Regions from separate parts of the Homo sapiens genome. Here region 2 is linked to region 1. Evidence: chromatin contacts called from ENCODE Hi-C or POLR2A ChIA-PET data. All regions are on one chromosome and are shown on one strand. Each heading gives the region's core, a stretch centred on a gene start or an enhancer-like site at or near the end of the contact. The rest is flanking DNA. Distances are from core to core; before and after follow the strand shown.

Region 1 (6,612 bases), core at 1,685-4,184:
GGGAGAGGCGGGAGCCTGCCACCCTCTTCCTGCCCTACCTCCTACTAACACTTCCTGCCCCATTTGGACCCGTACCATGGGGCTCAGGACAGAGGGAGCTAGCAGCTGGCCTCCATGGCCCCACAGCCTCCTTCGAGGCTGTGCTGGGTGCAGAACCGCCAGAGCCACCCAAAAGGTGTTTCTCTTCTGCTCCCTGAACCTCTTAACTTAATAAAACGTTCCAGCAGCTCTGGTGTCCTAGATGGCTGGCAGAACAGGAATGGAGATTGGGGTTTCTTGAAGTGGCTTCCCCACTCACACCCTACCCACACCCCACCCTTCCTAAAGCAGCGGCCTCTAGGCTTCTGAGGGTGGGGCTGAAAATCCAAGGTCTCCCTTAGTACAGACTGTGACGCCCCCAGTGTGGCTTGCAGGCTAGTGGCAGCGGAAGCATGTGGGAAATAGCAAGTCCAGTCCCACCCCAACCTACTGAACCAGCGTCTGCATTTTAACAGGGTGCCCCAGTGATTCACGTGACCTTCAAAGTCTGAGGAGCCCTGGAGTAGGGCCCAGGGCCCAGGCCTGAGAGAGAGGCCTGGGGCTAAGACTAGCCCTGACCATGACCTTGGGCAAGTCACACCCCTCACTGAGCCTCAGTTTGCTTCTCCATCAAATGGGTGTTTTTCTTTCAGTCCCAGTCCTCTCCTGAGGCTTTTCCCAGAGGTCATGCCCAGCCCTGGGCAGGGGTGAGGGCAGGGTTGTGGCTGCCAGGCACAGGTCCAGCGGGCTGGGAGTCCTCACCATGGCTGGCTGTGCTGATTATGGTTGCATGGGGCTGGGAAGAGGTCCCATTTCTGAGCCACAGAAACAGGCCACATCCAGTAGGGGTCCTGGAAGGCTGTGAGAACCCAGAGGAGACCCTGACCCAGCCTGCAGGTAGAAGACTGCCTTTGGAGGCAGCTTTGAAAGATGACTCTTCCAGATGGAAGAATCAGGAAGGGCCTTCCCACGTGGAGGCACCAGCAGGAGCAAACGTCCCTGGTGTGTTCAGGCAAAGAGCCACAGGAGAGTGACCTCGTGGAGTGGGAAGAGATTGTTTCCCATTCCCTTGCCAGGGATTGGTTGAGGAATGGACAAGGCTTGCAGTTCACGCAAGCCAGTGAAATGCGAGGGGAAGTCTTGGGAGTGGGGTGGAGGAGGTCATCTGGGAAGGGTGTCCTTGGTCTTAAAAAGAGGCACAAGAGGCCGGGCGCGGTGGCTCTTGCCTATTATCCTAGCACTTTGGGAGGCCAAGGCAGGGGGATCACTTGAGGTCAGGAGTTCGAGACCAGCCTGGCCAACATGGTGAAACCCCGTCTCTACTAAAAATACAAAAAATTAGCCAGACGTGGTGCCAAGCACCTGTAATCCCAGCTACTCAGGAGGCTGAGGCAGGAGAATCACTTGAACCCAGGAGGCAGAAGTTGCAGTGAGCCAAGATCGCGCCACTGCACTCCAGCCTGTGTGACAAGGGCGAAACTCCATCTCAAAAAAAAAGGGGGAGGGTGGCGCAAGGAGAGGACACCTCTCTCCTGGCCCTGTCGCCATCTTCCCTCATCAATAGCTAAAAATGGCAAAGAAGAAAGAGCCAGGACCCCGTGCCATCAAATCCTCCGGCCTTGTGCTGCCCTGTCTCGGCACTGCTTGCCTTAGGAGATCAGGAGTGTTCCTAGCCACTGGGAGATGGGATGCCTGCCACTGGCAGCTCTGCCGTCCATCCTCACCATCCCACCGTCCCCCCAAGACAGCTCTCCATCCCATCCTCTGCCTCCCTTCTAGCCTCAACCTAACTCAGGGCTCCCCCGTCTCACACCTGGGTTGCAGGAACATCCTCTTCACCAACCCCCCTCCCATCCCTCCTCAGGGCTGCCTAGGGCAGCTACAAAAACCAGGCCAGCCTCTGAAAGGTGCTCCACATCTCATTAAAAACCGTGAAATCGCACTGCCCCACTATCAGAATAGCTCAGAGGAGAAGGTCTGCCAGTACCAAGTGCTGGTGGGGATACGGAGAAGAGCAGCTCCCAGGCGCTGCTGGTGCAAATGTGCTTTGTTGCACCCACGGCAGGAAACTGACCAGCTTCTCATCAAGTTAAATACGCATCTACCCTATGGCCTAGCATTTCCACTCTTGCTTACACATCCAGGAGAAATGAGTCCTTACATGCACAAAAGGATGAGTACCGTAATACTCACATCAGCAAATAAACAATACAGCTGTGTGTCAGTAGTAGAATGAATAAATTGTGGTCGATTCATACGTTAGAATACAGCAATTTAAAAACAACTGCTACACACAAAAATGTTGGTGAATCTTTCAGACACAATGTTGAGCAAAAATAGCCACAGAAGAGTGTAAGGCTGTACGATTTTATTTAGGTGAGGTTCAAGAACAGACAAAACACGGTGATAGTGGTCAGAAGAGCGGGTACCTCTGAGCTGAGGGCATTGACCAGCAGTGGGCAAAAGGGAACATTCTGATCCCAGAAATGTTCTATATCATGGTCTGGGTTGTGGTCACGTGGGTACATACAGATGTAAAAATTCACCATGCCGGCCAGGCATAATCCCAGCACTTTGGGAGGCCAAGGTAGGTGGATGACCTGAACTCAGGAGTTCCGAGACCAGCCTGGCCAACATGGCGAAACCCCGTCTCTACTAAAAATACAAATAATTAGCCGGGCTTGCTGGCGCATGCCTGTAATCCCAGCTACTCGGGAGGCTGAGGCAGGAAAATTGCTTGAACCCGGGAGGCGGAGGTTGTAGTGAGCCCAGATCGCGCCATTGCACTCCAGCCTGGATGACACAGCGAGACTTTGTTTAAAAAAAAAAAAAAATGCCACGCCTTGCACTTACGATTTGTTCATTTTTACTATGTGTGAATCACGTCTCAATGGTGCAGGGGGTGGGAAGAAGCCTGCTTTACAAAAGAATAAGCCAGGGTTCCAGCAGGCTCCCAGATGAGCCACCTGGGAAATGGCCCTGTCACCGCGGCCGCAGGGAATTTGACCAAAACCACGTGGTTTGGCTGCAAGTTCTGGTCAACTGCTTCAGGCAGCCAGGCATGTGCTCTGTAAAGAAAACAAACTGGTTTCAGATGAACCTGCCAGGTCAAACCCTACCTGCTGCCTCCAGCTGGCTAGGTGAGCCTTACTGAGTCACATCTCTCTCTGGGCTTTACTTCCTCTTCTGATAAATGGGAACAATAACGTCTACCCCAGAGGACTGTGTAGGTGTTAAATTACCAACTGTTTCAGTTATCTATTGCTGTGTCGCCAACAACCACATATGTAATGGCCTAGAATACCACTTTTTAAATATTCATGGTCCTGTGGGTTGACCTGGCTCAACCTCTTTGTGTCTTTTTTTGAGATAAAGTCCCGCTCTGCCGCCCAGGCTGGAGTGCAGTGGTGTGATCTCGGCTCACTGCAACCTCTGCCTCCTGGCTTCAAGTGATTTCCTGCCTCAGCCTCCCAAGTAGCTGGGATTACAGGTGCCCGCCACCACGCCCAGCTAATTATTTATGTTTTTAGTAGAAATGGGGTTTCACCACATTAGCCAGGCTGGTCTCAAACTCCTGACCTCAAGTAATCCACCCACCTTGGCCTCCCAAAGTGCTGGGATTACAGGCGTGAGCCACCGTGCCCGGCCTGGACATCTTTCTCCACATGGCCACTTCACGGGGCTAGCTTGGGCTCCTTACAGCATAGTGGACTTGGGACAATCTGACTTCCTACATTGTGGTTGACTTCCCCCTAGAAGAGGAGTTCTGGCCAGGTACAGTGGCTCACGACTGTATATCCAGCACTTCAGGAGCCCGAGGCAGGAGGATCACTTGAGGCCAAGAGTTAGTTCGAGACTAGCCTGGGCAACACAGCAAAACCTCGTATCTACAAGAAATTAAAAAAACAAAAAAACAATAGCCAAGCAGCCCGGGTGAGGTGGCTCACACCTGTAATCCCAGCACTTTGGGAGGCCGAGGCAGGCAGATCACCTGAGGTCAGGAGTTCGAGACCAACCTGATCAACATGGAGAAACCCCATCTCTACTAAAAATACAAAATTAACCAGGCATGGTGGCATGCACCTGTAATCCCAGCTACTCAGGAGGCTGAGGCAGGGAAATCACTTGAACCTGGGAGGCGGAGGTTGCAGTGAGCTGAGATTGCGCCACTGCACTCCAGCCTAGGGAACAGAGTGAGACTCCTTCTCAAAACAAAAGCCAGGCATGGTGATGCATGTGCCTGGAGTCCCAGCTACTTGGGAGGCTGAGGCAGGATGATTGCTTGAGCCCACGAGTTGGAGGTTGCAGTGAACTGTGATTGCTGCCACCGCACTCCAGCCTGGGCAACAGAGTGAGACCCATCTCTAAAAAAATAAAAACAATAAAAAGTAAAGGGAGCCTCAACAGCCCCAAGTGGAACCTACGAGCTTCTTATGAATTTGGCTTGGAGGTGCTGCAGCATCCCTTCCATCACTTTAGTCAAAAATGAGTCGCACAGCCAGCCCAGGTCCAATGGGAGAGGCGGCAGCAGGGCCTGAGCGCCGGAGGTGTGGTTCACTGGCAGCCATCTTTTTCCTCTGTTTCTGCTTCAGCTACACCCCAGCTCCTCTTTAGTCCCCTATGTGGAATTCTCATTTTCTTCCCAGCCCTCTGATGTGCTTCCCTGGAGTCTGTCCTCAGCAATCCTCTGTTCTCTCGTGAAGACTTATTTATTTACTTACTTAGAGACGGAGTCTCACTCTGTCTCCCAGTCTGGAATGCAATGGCACAATCGGCTCACTGCAACATCCACCACCCAGGTTCAAGGGATTCTCCTGCCTCAGCCTCCTGGGTAGCTGGGACTACAGGCAGCCGTCACCACACCTGGCTAATTGTTGTATTTTTAGTAGAGACAGGGTTTTACCATGTTGGCCAGGCTGGTCTCGAACTCCTGACCTCAAGTGATCCCCCTGCCTCGGCCTCCCAAAGTGCTGGGGTTACAGGCGTGAGCCACCATGCCCGGCCTCTTGTGAAAACTTGATCTCTCATCCTTGGCTTTTGTTACTGTCTGTGCTAACCATCCACATCTGTCTCCAGCCCAGACCTTTTCCATGAACTCCTAAGACCTGGTCAGCCTCAGTCTTAAGGCTGCCATCAAGGCCCTGTCCTCCCTGCAGCCCGTTCCTGTTCAGTGTATTCTGCCTCGTGAGTCAGCCTCTGGAGTAGGCCCCGGGGATGCAACATGGAACCAAGCATTCTCCCTTCAGGAGGGAGGTGAAATTGGAATCAGGTGATTAATTACAAGAAGCCACAGCACAGAGGGTGTAGCAGGCCCAGCCTGGAAGGTCAGGGGAGGCTTCTTGGAAGAGGAGATGCTGGAACCGAGCAGGATAGAGCTAGGCTGAGAGGGGGAGAGAGTGCCAGGTCCAGTGAGCGTCAGAAGCTCAGCAGAGTTCAAAGGCTCTGAAATGGCTGCAGCTTGTGTGTAGAGGGATTCGAGATGAGCCTGCGGGGACAGGCTGGAGCTGGAATCTGATTTTGCAAGGACAGTGGGGGTCATGTGTCCAAGCTCTAGCTTTGTGCTTAACCCAGTGGGAGGCTATTGGGGAATTTTATGTGAGCAGTGCCTTGGCTCAGAACAGCGATCTTGGTCATCCTCAGCACATGGGGGCTATGGAAGGCCCTAAGTTGACCTAGGGTTTGGTGCAGTGGGAGAGAAGAACAGAGGATGAAACCCCGAGGAAGGGCAGAAGCCCGTAAAGCAACTGAGAGGTTCCCAGCAGCCCAAGCGAGCGAATGTTTCAGAGTGATGGAGCGGGAAGCGCCCAGGCTCTGGTGTCAGATGGCCCTCCGTCCGTCCCCCTGCTCTCAGCTCTGCAACCCGGGCAAGTTACATGACCTCTCTGTGCCTCCGTTTCCTCATCTGTAAAGCAGGGATAGTAGTACCTCCCTCCCAGAAGTATTATGAAGATGAGAAATGCGCTCATGTGTATGAAGTGCTGAGAGGGTGCCTGGGACTGAGTTAACAAGGTACATGTGAGCTGTTAAGACTATTGTGATGTGCTGCTGTTTGGGTGTTGTGAGGATTGGATGAAAAGGTGCATGTTGCCAGACGCGGTGGTTCACGCCTGTAATCCCAGCACTTTGGGAGGAAGATGCAGGTGGACCACCTGAGGCCAGGAGTTCGAGACCAGCCTGGCCAACGTGGTGAAACCCCGTCTCTACTAAAAACACAAAACCTAGCCAGGTGTGGTGGCGCACGCCCGTGATCCCAGCAACTCAGGAGGCTGAGGCAGGAGAATCCCTTGAACCCAGGAGGGGGAGGTTGCAGTGAGCTGAGATCGTGCCACTGCACTCTAGTCTGGGCAGCACAGCGAGACTCTGTCTAAAAAAAAAAAAAAGCGGGGGGTGGCATGTCAAAAATGTGGCCCAGGGCCGGGATTAGGGAGGATTTAGAGCTGCTTGCTTTATTTATTTATTTATTTATTTATTTATTTATTTATTTATTTATTTATTTTGAGACAGAGTCTTGCTCTGTCACCCAGGCTGGAGTTCAGTGGCGCAATCTCTGCTCACTGCAAGCTCCGCCTCCCGGGTTCACGCCGTTCCCCTGCC
Region 2 (6,612 bases), core at 1,584-4,083, 86 kb after region 1:
AGCATGATCCTTTTGCTACATAGTTTCATCAGGTCACTTCCAATCCTACCATGACTTCCCATCACACTTACTAATTCCAGGTTTTAGCCCTGTTTCCCTTCTCACTCATTTCCTGAAACTTTCCCCCTCCCTCCCTGGGCTCCTGGCAATATTCGTGGCACTTCAGAGCACTTATCTCTTGTACGTTGTATTTGTTTATTTAGGGGAGGGAGTTTCTTAATCTACTGGAAGGTTAACTCCACCGGGGTATGTGCTTGTCTTGTTCACCAATATAATCCAGTGCCTAGAATAATGTCTGGTCATAATGGTGTTAATTGAGCATGTGTGTGCTTGCATGCATGTGTAAGTGAAGGAAATTGGCACCAAGATCTCCACCTAAGGAGGTCCTAGTTTCTCACAGTTACTCACCCCTCTTCTCCTTGAGGACCGCTTGATATGGCTAGAACTCCTGCCTTGGCCACAGGAGCCACTGTCAGTAGTGGTAGGTGGAAAAGTTCTTGCTGCCAGAGTAAGGGGCCATGTTTTTCCGGCATCCCAGCGGGATCTCTGACTACTTTATCTGATAGAAAGTAAAGATTCCTGGCCAGGCGCTGTGGCTTACGCCTGTAATCCCAGAACTTTGAGAGGCTAAGGCGGGTGGATCACGAGGTCAGGAGTTCGAGACCAGCCTGACCAATATGGTGAAACCCCGTCTCTACTAAAAATACAAAAATTAGCCAGGCGTGGTGGCGTGTGCCTGTAATCCCAGCTACTCGGGAGGCTGAGACGGAAGAATCACTTGACCCCAGGAGGCAGAGGTTGCAGTGAGCTGAGATTGCACCGCTGCACTCCAGCCTAGGCACCAGAGCGAGACTCCGTCTCAAAAAAAAAAAAAAGTAAAGATTCCCTACTACCATTGATGCTAAAGTTCAGGTACTTTGTGGATATGCTAAGAATCTAGCCATTATGTGTACACTGCTTTTTTGGGAACACCATGACACCATAGCCCATAGTATAGCTGGTTTTACCACCTCTAATCTCTCTGTTTGGTCTGTAGATGAAGATTCAGCAGAAGCTTATTGATGCTGTTATCTTTTTATTAGCTACCAGGACTCCTACATAAATGACCAGTTTTAAGCCCTTGGGAAGCAGTTTTTCATTGAATGTGCTTAGATTGTGCTTAATGTATTAAGCACCTTACATAACTTTTATTAAACAGAGACGGGGTCTTGCCATGTTGCCCAGCCTGTTCTCAAACTCCTGGCCTCAGGTGATCAGCCCACTTCAGCCTCCCAGAGTGTTGAGATTACAGGCGTGAGCCACTGCGCCCAGCTATATAATCTTACTTCATTGTGACTAGTCAACAATCTTTTGCCCACATTTTACAGAGATTAAATACCTTGTGAGAACCCCACAGTTAATAAGAGGTGGGACTGACTCCAAAGTTGTGTTTCTTCTCCATCACAAATACATTGCTCATGGTATGGTTCCCCAGCTCAGAAACTATCAGTGGTTCTCAGATGCAAGCAACATAAAGACCAGACCAGGGGTCAGCCACCTTCTCTGTGGAGGGTCAGATAATAAGTATTTTAGTCTCGAGGGCCATGATGGTTTCTGTCAGATCTGTTCAGCTATGTCTTTGTGGCAGTTATCAACAATATGTAATGAGTGGGCATGGCTGTGTTCCAGTAAAACTTCTTTATTTACAAAACAGGTGGCGGAATAGATTTGCAGGCCCCCTGACCTAGATGCTTGTTTGGCGTTGGAAGACTGCAACATTCCTGGCCCGTAGTCTAGTGATGCCCGGTGCAGCATTATCTTCTCTTAACTCCCTAGCCTTCAAGTGCCACGATTTAACTTCTTCGCCTTTGCTAGTGTGGTTTTTTTCTGAAACACTTTTCCTTCTCTCTGCTTTGCCAGATCATCATCCCTGCTCTGAGGGTCATTTAAGGTCTGTTGCTGTAGAACCTAACCACGTGTTGCAGTATTCAGTGCGTCAGCTGCTATAGGACTTTCTATCTTCCCTCTCACTTGCATATTTACATAGTAAGAAAGAGAGGACAGATACCAATTCTCTTGTATTTGTTCACAGCTGTCACAGTATACCATGGGTAAAACACATTAAAATTAAATATCTGTATCTTGATATCTCTTGTTTTCTTTACAGGGGGGACCTTCCTTGGAGCAGAGGTTTGAATCCTATTACAACTACTGCAATCTCTTCAACTACATTCTTAGTGAGTCTGAGATTTGGCCAAGAGGGTGTGTGTGGTTATGATGAGGTTCAGCATTGGCCTCCAGCTTTTTTTTTTTTTTTTTTAAATTAGCAGGATCTTAATGTGTAGGTGGGAAGAGGGGAGGTCTTGTGATTCATGGTCCTTTTAAGAGAGAAATTACAAAGCATTCTGCAGCCTACAGAATGGGCAGAGTCATTGCTTTGAATCTGACTTTTCTGTGATCTCCTGCACAGATGCCGATGGTCCTGCTCCCCTTGAACTACCCAACCAGTGGCTCTGGGATATTATCGATGAGTTCATCTACCAGGTATCTGGTCAGCTTCAGCCTAATTTGAAATAACTGGTCCATGCCAGGAATAGCTGTTACTATTGTTTGTGTAAAAAAGCTGCAGGGTGTAAAAATATCCCCATTGTAGTGTAAAATACCCCATGGCAGTAGACTCCAGTTTCAGCTGGCTTTCGGAAGAGGCAGGGAAGCCTAAGCACTCCAGATAGGAAGCTGGAAGTCGGATAAGTTCAGCTCCTGACCTTCATCAAGCTCTTACTAGACCTTGTTAGGTGGTCTGGTGGTAAGAACACAGGCTTCACAGGCTTTGGAGCGAGGTGGAAGTGGATTCTAACTTGGGTGCTGCCACCTGCTGGTAGCTCTGTAACAGTGATGTGCTATTTAAACTCAGAGCCTCACTTTCTTTACCCACACAATGGAAATGTTCTATTATCTTTTTTTTTTTAAGAGTCAGGGTCAGGCCGGGCGCGGTGACTCACGCCTGTAATCCTAGCACTTTGGGAGGCAGAGGCGGGCAGATCACGAGGTCAGGAGATCAAGACCATCCTGGCTAACACGGTGAAACCCCGTCTCTACTGAAAGTACAAAAAATTAGCCGGGCGTGGTGGCAGGCGCCTGTAGTCCCAGCTACTCAGTAGGCTGAGGCAGGAGAATGGCGTGAACCTAGGAGGCGGAGCTTGCAGTGAGCCAAGATCGTGCCACTGCACTCCAGCCTGGTAACAGTGCAAGACTCCATCTCAAAAAAAAAAAAGAAAGAGTCAGGGTCTCACTCTGTTGCTCAGGCTAGAGTGCAGTGATAATAGCTTACTGCAGCCTAGAACTCCTGGGTTCAAGTGATTTTCCCACCTCAGCCACCTGAGTAGCTGCCACTACAAGGCCCACACCAACTTACGTGGATATTTATATTACTGTAGAGACGAGGGTCTTGCTGTGTTGCCCATGCTGGTGTTGAACTCCTGGCCTCAAGTGAGCCTCTTGACTTGGCCTCCCAAAGTGAGCCACCATGCCTAGCCATCTATATCTTGATTGTGGTGGTGGTTACTTAAGTGTATGCTCGATCAGAATACAATAGAACATTTTCATCACAACAAGAATATCACCTACCTCAGGAGTTGCTGTTCAAGGTCGAATGAGAACTGTGCCAAATGCAAATAAAGTACAGCAGCTGTGTAGCCTGGGGGTAAAAGTCCAGGTTTTGCTGTTGCTGTTTACTGGCTTTTTTTTTTTTTTTGGAGATGGAGTCTGACTCTGTTACCCAGGCTGGAGTGCAGTGGCATTATCCCGGCTCACTGCAACCTCTGCCTCCCGGGTTCAAGCGATTCTCTTGTCTCAGCCTCCCCAGTAGCTGGGATTACAGGTGCCCACCACCACGCCCAGCTAATTTTTGTATTTTTAGTAGAGACGGGGTTTCTCCATGTTGACCAGGCTGGTCTCGAACTCCCAACTTCAGGTGATCCGCCCTCCTTGGCCTCCCAAAGTGCTGGGATTACAGGTGTGAGCCACCGCGCCTGGCCTACTGGCCCATTTTAAAATGGTAACATGTTCTGTTGTGGGCACATTACTTAACCACACTGTGCATTGGTTTCCCCATCTCTAAAACGGATTGCTGCGAATGTTGCTGAGATACTACGTATAGAGTGTTTAGCATAGTGCCTGTCACAGAATAATTAATACACGTTGCCTGTTGATTGTGATGATGTTCAATGTCATCATTATTCTTTTCCATCTTATTTAGCCCAGTCCTTCTATTTAAAAATACAGATTGCTCACAACTGTAATCCCAGCATTTTTGGGGTCCAAGGCAGTAGGATCGCTTCAGTCCAGGAGTTCGAGAAATAGAGACTACAAAACATAAAATAGGCTGGGCGTGGTGGCTCACGCCTGTAATCCCAACACTTTGGGAGGCCTAGGTGGGCAGATCACGAGGTCTGGAGATGGAGACCATCCTGGCCACAATGGTGAAACCCCATCTCTACTAAAAAAAAAACAGCTGGGCGTGGTGGTGTGCGCTTGTAATCCTAGCTACTCGGGAGGCTGAGGCAGGGGAATCGCTCGAACCCGAGAGGCAGAGCTTGCAGTGAGCCAAAATCGTGCCACTGCACTCCAGCCTGGCGACAGAGTGAGACTCTGTCTCAAAAAAAAAACCAAAAAAAATAAAATATATAATTTGACAAAATATAATTCTTTTCCCCCTTTTTGTGCTGTCTATAGCTCTAACTGATTATTTCAGGATAAATTGGTATCTTAATAAAGATGTTATTAGAACTCCGTGAACCAGGGAGACGTTGTGTATACAAAGTGCTGAACCGTTACGAGTGGTGAGCTGAGAAACCTTCATAGTGCTCCTTGAGAAGGAGGCTTCCTGCTCAAGATTAGGCTTCAGTGCCTTTCATAGCAAAGGCCACAAACCGTACTGGCCTTGTTTGCCCTCTGGCTCCTTGGCTTGTGTCATCCTTTTATTTGGAATATTTATAGATGAATAGCAGTCTTTTTGACTTAGAGCAAGTGAAGAAGGATCATCCGTGCTGATTTTCTTTATCCCTCTTAAGATAATCATAATTCCCTGGGCTTAGCCAGTGTTGTTGTTAAGGGGCTTACGGTGCTTTCTAACAAAGACTGTCCAGTGAGGGTCAGTAAGTGGCTGGTGTATTTCGTCCTGGCCAGGTAGATGCCACATGGGGTAGGTGGCTCTTCCTCGCCACCCTGTTTTATTTATTTGTTTTTGTTTTTTCAAACTACAGATATAGTGAAAGTGCCTGCCTTGCTTGCTTTTGCAGAGGTATCAATTACTGTCTGGAAGGAAAGGCACCTTGTTGATGTTTCTCAGGCACTTACATAAACATGACTGTATAAAGAGAGATCACTTCAAAAATGGTTACGTACTCTATTGTGCCATTTACTGTGACTTGTTAACACACTTAAACCATATTTTCATAGACCTGACTTGCTCTTTTGCTGCAGTGTGCGTGATATGGATATACCATGCCTCTGATGATGAACCTTTGGGTTGTCAGTTTCCACAATTACAGGCAGTGAATCAGTGAATATCCATATATATGTTGTACACAGGCATATTTTTAGGGATCACTACCTAGAAGTAGAATTGTGGATTGAACGATACTTGCTTTTTAAGTTTTTTTAAATCAGCTTACTGAGGTATAGTTTATTTTTTTAAGTAGAGATGAGCCACCAGCTCGCGCCTGTTAATCCCAGCTCTTTGGGAAGCCAAGGCGGGTGGATCACGAGGTCAGGAGTTCGAGACCAGCCTGACCAACATGGTGAAACCCCGTCTCTACTAAAAATACAAAAAAATCAGCCGGGCGTGGTGGCAGGTACCTGTAATCCCAGCTATTTAGGAGGCTGAGGCAGGAGAATCGCTTGAACCTGGGAGGTGGAGGTTGCAGTGAGCTGAGATTGCGCCACTGCACTCCAGCCTGGGTGACAAAGCAAGACTCTGTCTCAAAAAAAACAAAAAACAAAAAACAGGTGTGAACCACCATGCCCAGCCATGAGGTGTAGTTTAATATACAATAAAATGTACCAGAATCAGTGTACAGTGGATGAGATTCAACAAATGTGTACAGTGCCACAATCAAGATAAAAGAACGTTTCAATCACTTTGAATTATAATAAATAGTAATATATTGTCCCACCAATGGGCTGTATCAAATTGTGTTACTACCAGCGGTGTTTGAGAGCAACTGTTGGTTTTTTTGTTTCTTTGTTTAAGAGATGGGGGTCTTGCCTTTATGGTCCAGGCTGGAGTGCAGTGGTGTGATCATAGCTCATTGCAGCCTTGACCTCCTGGGCTCAAGCAATCCCCCCACCTTAGCCTCCTGAGTAGCTCGGACTACAGGTGCACCCAGCTGATTTTTAATTTGTTGCAGAGATGGGGTCTTGAAATCCTGGGATAAAGCAATTCTCCCTGCTCAGCCTCCAAAAGTGCTGGGATTACAGGCGTGAGCCACCATGCCTAGCCAAGACCAACTGTTTTCTGTACTGGATATTATCAGTCTGTCTAATTTTTGTCAGTTCAATGGGAAAGAAATTCTGGCCGGGCGCAGTGGCTCACGCCTGTAATCTTAGCACTCTGGGAGGCCAAGGCGGGCA

The links. Hi-C counts contacts between places; a loop is a spot of excess contacts on that map. ChIA-PET counts read pairs that join two places held with the same protein, here RNA polymerase II (POLR2A). Pooled maps may share reads with other maps.
Region 2: a loop to region 1 is called in a pooled map, with 2.8 times the contacts of the local background. The contact joins two enhancer-like sites. A Hi-C loop is called at or near these places in 2 of 50 pooled maps. POLR2A ChIA-PET finds 5 or more read pairs at or near these places in 4 of 52 experiments (HEK293, OCI-LY7, PC-9 and 1 more).

The regions. Positions count from the first base shown.
Region 1 is chr22:37,774,282-37,780,893 of GRCh38, forward strand. TRIOBP (TRIO and F-actin binding protein) reads left to right here. Exons shown (of 24, transcript NM_001039141.3): 24 at 1-2,275. Among named protein-coding and RNA genes, the nearest start is that of H1-0, 28 kb to the right of the region's middle. Within about 2 kb of position 2,935, at least 18 of the 41 ENCODE cell types and tissues checked have a DNase peak (open chromatin) inside an H3K27ac peak, as active enhancers do.
Region 2 is chr22:37,860,823-37,867,434 of GRCh38, forward strand. EIF3L (eukaryotic translation initiation factor 3 subunit L) reads left to right here. Exons shown (of 13, transcript NM_016091.4): 6 at 2,147-2,216; 7 at 2,450-2,523. Among named protein-coding and RNA genes, the nearest start is that of EIF3L, 15 kb to the left of the region's middle. RefSeq lists an enhancer at 1,728-2,227. Within about 2 kb of position 2,834, at least 6 of the 41 ENCODE cell types and tissues checked have a DNase peak (open chromatin) inside an H3K27ac peak, as active enhancers do.